Linked DNA regions of Homo sapiens: region 1 is linked to region 2. Evidence: chromatin contacts called from ENCODE Hi-C or POLR2A ChIA-PET data. All regions are on one chromosome and are shown on one strand. Each heading gives the region's core, a stretch centred on a gene start or an enhancer-like site at or near the end of the contact. The rest is flanking DNA. Distances are from core to core; before and after follow the strand shown. Region 1 has its middle 21 kb from the start of AKAP6. Region 2 has its middle 52 kb from the start of RNU6-8.

What was found. Hi-C counts contacts between places; a loop is a spot of excess contacts on that map. ChIA-PET counts read pairs that join two places held with the same protein, here RNA polymerase II (POLR2A).
Region 1: a map of PC-3 shows a loop between it and region 2 (7-fold over the local background). The contact joins two enhancer-like sites. A Hi-C loop is called at or near these places in 1 of 168 maps with a recorded cell type or tissue (PC-3). POLR2A ChIA-PET finds 5 or more read pairs at or near these places in 1 of 52 experiments (HepG2).

What each region holds. Positions count from the first base shown.
Region 1 is chr14:32,306,517-32,309,901 of GRCh38, reverse strand. No RefSeq gene overlaps it. Among named protein-coding and RNA genes, the nearest start is that of AKAP6, 21 kb to the left of the region's middle. Within about 2 kb of position 1,826, at least 6 of the 41 ENCODE cell types and tissues checked have a DNase peak (open chromatin) inside an H3K27ac peak, as active enhancers do.
Region 2 is chr14:32,253,355-32,256,516 of GRCh38, reverse strand. No RefSeq gene overlaps it. Among named protein-coding and RNA genes, the nearest start is that of RNU6-8, 52 kb to the right of the region's middle. Within about 2 kb of position 1,441, at least 14 of the 41 ENCODE cell types and tissues checked have a DNase peak (open chromatin) inside an H3K27ac peak, as active enhancers do.

The DNA of each region.
Region 1 (3,385 bases), core at 577-3,076, 53 kb before region 2:
GTACCCTAGCTATGTATGCTGAAGGTACCCACAGTGCTATGGACTGAACTGTTCCCCACTGCCACCGATTAATAGGTTGAAGCCTTAATCTCCAAAGTCACTATATTTGGAGACAGGGCCGATAAGAAGATAATTAAGGTCAAATGATATTTTAAGATTGGGGACCTGATCCAATAGGATTAGTGTCCTTTTGTCACCAGAGAGTTCACTCTTTCTTCACCACGTGAGGACACAAGGAGAAAGCAGCTGTGTGCAAGTCAAAAGGAGGACTCTCACCAAAACTGAGTTGGCCAGCACCTTCATCTTGGACTTCCCAGCCTCTAGAACTGTGAGAAAATTAATTTCTGTTGTGTAAGCCACCCAGTTTATGATATTTTGTAATAGCAGCTTGAGCAGAATAAGACACACATCTAGTAACTGTTTCAGGATGCTTTTTGTATTGTATTGGTTTTATTATTCCTTCACCTTAAGGGGTCCTGTTAAATCTGACAGTATAGCAGACCATTCGAGTATTTGAATGGCTAGTATGCTCCAGGCACTGCACTACATAAGGGAAAATAATGATAAACAAGATAATCACAGTCCCTAACCTTATGAGAAGTCTAGAGTGAAAGATATTAAACAAATACATATACAAGTAAGTCATGACAATTGTGACAAGTGCTATGAAAGAGAAATGTTTCCTGCACATATGAGAGCATACTGTAATCTCTGCCATGCTGTGCAGAATTAAGGGAAGATGCTGCTCCTTTTGTGGCACAGTAAAGAACGGGGCAAGGCCAGCGTGGTGGTGGGGGCACCCACAGCATGTAGGAGATCAGAGATTTCTGGGTTATGGGGCATGATGGCAAGAGCCAGATGGCAGCTTGATGAGGAGACTGGAACACTAAACTAAAAGCCCCATGAAGGCAACAACAATCTCTTGTTCACTGCTGCATCTAAGGGGACACTCAATACGTACTTGTTTGATGGACAGATGGATGGATGGATGGATGGATGGATGGATGGATGGATGGATGGATGCGCACAAGTGACAAGACCAGAGGGGAAAGCTCAGAAATAAGTGGAAGATAATCTGAGGTGACTATAGTCCTATACTTCAGCATATAAAAACACAAAGTGGCTGTAATAAAAATAGGAAGAGAAAGTGACACCTTATTGTAATTTCCAGGGACATTCCGGTAACATTATACTGTGATTTGTTTGTGGGGCCATGTGAAAAAATGTCTGTAATAAACACCTATTATTTCTGTCCAACAAGCATTTCCAAAGTTTCCAAGGGATCCAAAGATTCCTTTGGAAAAGAGGATCTAAAATTTCCTTTGGGAAACCACCCTCCACCATTCTCCAGTCATATGGTTTCCATGGAACTGATTCCATCCCTAGCAACAGGGGGGTCCTGGACTGGCTTATAATAATACCATACCCATCCCTGTGGCTACACTGATTAGTTCCAGTATGGCACATAACCCAGTCACAGCCAAGAAAACATATTTACTTTTCTTCTGGAATTCGTAATGTGAGGATTAAATCACCAAGTGAGCCAGTAAAGCTGACAGCTAGACAAAGCAAACATAGAGACAGATCCTGGTGATAATATTTGAGTACTGGATCAAAGTACACTGGCAGCAATAAATTTATGTGAACCAATAAATTCCCATTTTGCTTAAAGCACTTTGGGTGGGTTTTTCTAGCACTTGTATTCTAAAGAATACTAATGAACACACACATGCCTTGCTCGCTCTGTCCTCCATTATCTTCCAGGCTGAAACAGGTTGGGTCACAGGAGCTGTGGATCTCCCTACCTTATGCCTTTCAGCAAGGGCTGCTGGGATTTCTCTGGCAGATCACCAGTCACCCTGCCATGAGTGAATGTCCTGGGTAGGGCTCCCTATGCCTTTATGATTAAAGGCCCCAGGTTACAACTTGCCCTCCCTGCATCTGTTTCCTATGGCAGGAAGGCAAATGCCCCGTAAGAGATAACTGGGGAAATTCCTAGACTTGAAGCTCTGTTACTGTTGCAATAACAGATTTCAGCTTTTTCTGTCCCCACTCTGTCAGTATCACAACTACTCAAAATCAAGAAAGAAGAAGATTAGGGACCCAGTAGGATTACAGAAACAAGGAGCACAGCCCCCAAAGGCAGAGGGGCAGTTTCAACTCCTCTTACACTGCACCGTAGCCCAAGATTAAACAACCATGGCCCTTTTTCCTTCAGTTCTCCATCACAGATTGGTAGCACAGTCTATGATGAGAAGATGCTACGGGCTGAACTGTGTCCCCCCAAGATCATATGTTGAAGCCCTACCCCCAATATAACTGTATTTGGAGATAGGGCCTAAACAGAGATAATAAATTTAAGTACAGTCATAAGGGTGGGGACCTAATCCGATGGGACTGGCATCCTTACAAAAGAGGGAGAAACACCCTCGAAATGGCCATGTGAGGGTGTAGCAAGAAAGCAACTGTCCACAAGTCAGGAATAGAGTCCTCACCAAAAACCAAATCAGCTAGAATCTTCATCTTGGACTTCTAGCCTCTAGAACTGTGACAAAATAAATTTCTGTTGTTTAAGCATCCAATCTATGTATGGTATTTTGTTATGGCAGCTCGAGCCAATTAATACATAGGAGGTTACACAGTAGCCCCTTTATCTGCAGTTTTGTTTTCTGCAGTTTCAGTTACTTGTAGTCAAGCTCAGTCCAAAAATACTATATTTTGAGAGAAAGAGAGACTACATTTACATAACTTTTATTAAGTATATTGTTATAATTGTTCTATTTTATTAGTTATTGTTAATATCTTATGTGCCAGATTTATAAATTAAACTTTATCATAGGTATGTATGTATAGGAAAAAAACATAGCATATAGCATATACTGTATAGGGCACAATTTCAGGCATGCACTGGGGGTATTGGATCATATACCCCTCAGATAAGGGGGGACTACTGTAGTTACCTAAAGCCAATAGGAGCAAACTGTGAGGATACGTTGTCCAAAAAGCTAATGCAATCTCAACCTGCATTGAGAAAGGAATAAAGTAGTATTGATGGACAATAATAATCATATTTTACTGTACCAGCCATAAAAAAAGACAGTCAGTAGCCCAGCCAGGGTGATGAGTCACCATTGATGAAAATTGGAGTTGCTGGCTTGGAAAAGAGGAGGTAGTTGTTTTCAAGTAGCAAAGCGATGTCATAAATAGGGAGCTAACCTTGTTCTGCGTACCTCAAAAACTAGATCAATGAAAAAAGGAAGGGTAAAGCTGGTTTTAGGTTAACATTGGAAAGCTGACACAAAGAACTGCCCAAAAATTAACAGGGTTTCTCATTGGGCCAGTGAGCACTTTATTACTGAAGACAGACAAGCAGAAGGTGAGTAAG
Region 2 (3,162 bases), core at 192-2,691:
TCTACCTACTTAGATCTCAACTATCTGTTCTCTTTAAATATCTTCTCAAAAATAAATCTCAGTTCAGGTTTTCTACACTAGCAATTTTCAATTTAGACTCCATAAAGCCAAACACAAAACCTGTCTCAATCAGAGTAGATCCACATTTTTTCTTTAAACTTTACAATTTATTTAAATTGAGGCTGTAAAACATTTTTTAAAAATAATATTCTTCTGTAATTATATCCCTTAATACAGAAGTCTGTTTCATTACTTCAGTTGATAAAATTATTTAAATTAATCATAGATATTAAAATGTCTTATTCCCATTTAAAAATCTTTCAAAATTATTGTGTGCCTCTGAGAAATTTCAAATAACAGGGAGGCTGAGCCTCCACATCCTCTCCCAGTTGCCTTGAGGGTCTGGCTGCCAAAAATCTAAGTCTTGCCCATGGGAGTCCCACATACACATCCATCCAGGAAGGTCACATTCCATCCAGAACTCCAGAGGAACAAAATGATCCAAAGGGGTGCAAAATCAGGCCAACCATTTACTCTAGACCAAAATTTATCTATAAAACAGTGACCCAGTTAGTGAAGAAACATTATCCTCATTCCACCACACTATTATTTTTGTGTTTCTATGTGGGTCACAGCACAGAAAAATCCATGGAGAATTTGACAGGGAAAATAAGGAAGTTACAACTGAGGATTGTTGACCCCACTTTTCTGCCTAAGTTGTCAAATAAAGGGAAAGGTAAGACTGACCACAGGGAGTAGCAAACTGCATTTGGCCAGACTTTGGTATTTTACAGATAGGAAAATATATTAAAAGAATTAGGGAACTGATTTACATTTGCTTTTTCTTTTGCCAAGCAAATATACGTTTACAGTGATAACCCTCATCTCTCAGAATCATTCTGTAAAAATGCATTTTAACACTAAAAAGGAGGGAGACTATAATCTCAGGAAAAAAAGGCCATTCTTTTCCTGAATAGGTCAGTTGGCCCTCTTATAGATGTCACAACAAAGGTGGCCACCCTGCCCCCTACTTTGGATTTAATGTTTTGTTTTGTTTCCACTTTGAACCAGTTTAAAGTATTTCAAGGCGATCCCAGTCAACATACTGGATACTCAGAGGAATGAGGCCAGCGCATGATGTGAGCGGGGCTCACAGAGCAGCCTGGGCCTGAGCAGGGCTCACAGAGCAGCCTGGGCCTGAGCGGGGCTCACAGAGCAGCCTGGGCCTGAGCGGGGCTCACAGAGTAGCCTGGGCCTGAGGTGGCTGGCCGTGAGCTCAGCAGGCTGAAGGGGAAATCCCTGTGGGATAACTCTAGTTGCCAATTAGGGAGATCCAACAGAAAACCAAGCACACCACAGCATTTTGTGAGTTTTCCTGTACTCTGCCCAGTCCTAGAAGAGGGCTGAAGGAGCCAGATTACACACCCTCCCCTGCTTTGCCAGCCAGCTTCCCAAGCGTGGTGATCCTTCTCCAGCAGGTGGCAGAACACACACATAGAAAATTACAAAGCTACCCAAGGTTTCTGTCTTTCGGTTGGTCCATTGTGTTACTTCTTTAAAAGTTAGCCATGTATAGTAAGAAATTTTGCAAACAAAAAACCTACTCATATTCCATCCTGGAATCCTGTTTACACAGGTACTTTGGTCTTCACAGGGAGGCTGAAACCTGCAAAGAGGAGGACCACAAAATAAAGAAAATCCTGGCCAATAAACTATGAATACCAGAACCCACATCTTCCAGCTGTTAAAGAACCCAGCAAATAACTCCTGCATTTCACTTTGTCGCCCACACTGGAGTGCAGTGGCATGATCGCAGCTCACTGCAGCCTCAACCTCCCGGACTCAAGAGATCCTCCCACCTCAGCCTCCTGTGTAGCTGGGACTACAAGTGTGTGCCACCACTCTCGACTAATTTTGTATAATTTTTGTAGTGATGAGGTCTCACTATGTTGCCTAGGCTGGTCTCAAATTCCTGGTCTCAAACAATCCTCCTGTCTCAGCCTCTCAAAGTGCTGGCATTACAGGCTTGAGCCACCGCACCCGGCCTCCTGCATTTCTAAAATTTCTAAACCCAATGAAAACTTTCACTAATCTTCATCACATGCACCTATAAGGGTGTAGTTACAAATTGTCTTTTCTAAAGAAACCCATGGATTTTACATTGCCTCTTTCCAAGGAGAAAAGTCATACAGTATCCAAAGTTACACAACGGGTCAGGAGAACAGCCCAGAATACCTGTCAGTGTCTCTCGATTGAAGTGTTTATTCACAGAAGCAAAGTCATGTTTAAAGCTGAAAAAGTATTTCCTAAAATATACTCTAGTTGAATATTTCAGGTACAATAGTAAGTAGGTCACTTGCTCTCTAGGATTCAAAGAATATGGGCCTGCATTACTCTGTTTCTGCCCTGAACAGGAAAGTTAAAAGGAAACACTGCACAACAAGAAAATCCACAGCACACAGCTATTTAAGCAGCTGTGGCTTGGGGGTCAGGTCTATCACTGAAAGCTTTATAGATAATCTTCAAAACTAATTTGACCCACAAAAGTAAAACCAACTGGGCTTTCCCAAAAAATCTGCAAAAACCATATTCATAGTATCACCCTCCCTTCCAGATAATTTATAGTCAGAAATTGAACCCAAGAATAAATGCCCTAGAAATATTTTTTTAAATAGCCTAAATTTGACTGTCAAATCATGTTCCTTCTCCATGTTTTTTTTCAGTGTCTAATCTGGTCCTACTCCTACCCCCAAATAATTTTCCAGGGGTCCCAGGGGTGCCCCATGCTCTACACACCTTCTTTTTTTTTTTTTTTTTTTGAGATGGAGTTTCGCTCTTGTTACCCAGGCTGGAGTGCGATGGCACAATCTTGGCTCACTGCAACTTCCGCCTCCCGAGTTCAAGCAATTCCCCTGTCTCAGCCTCCCAAGTAGCTGGGATTACAAGCATGCACCACCACGCCCGGCTAATTTTGTGTTTGTAGTAGAGACGGGGTTTCTCCATGTTGGTCAGGCTGGTCTCAAACTCCTGACCCCAGATGATCCGCCTGCCTCGGCCTCCCAAAGTGCTGGGATTACAGGTGTGAGCCACCGCACCCGGTCCTACATCTTCTTGGATGCTATCTGCCACACAAAATAGAATAAGAGCTAGAAGGGACCTGAC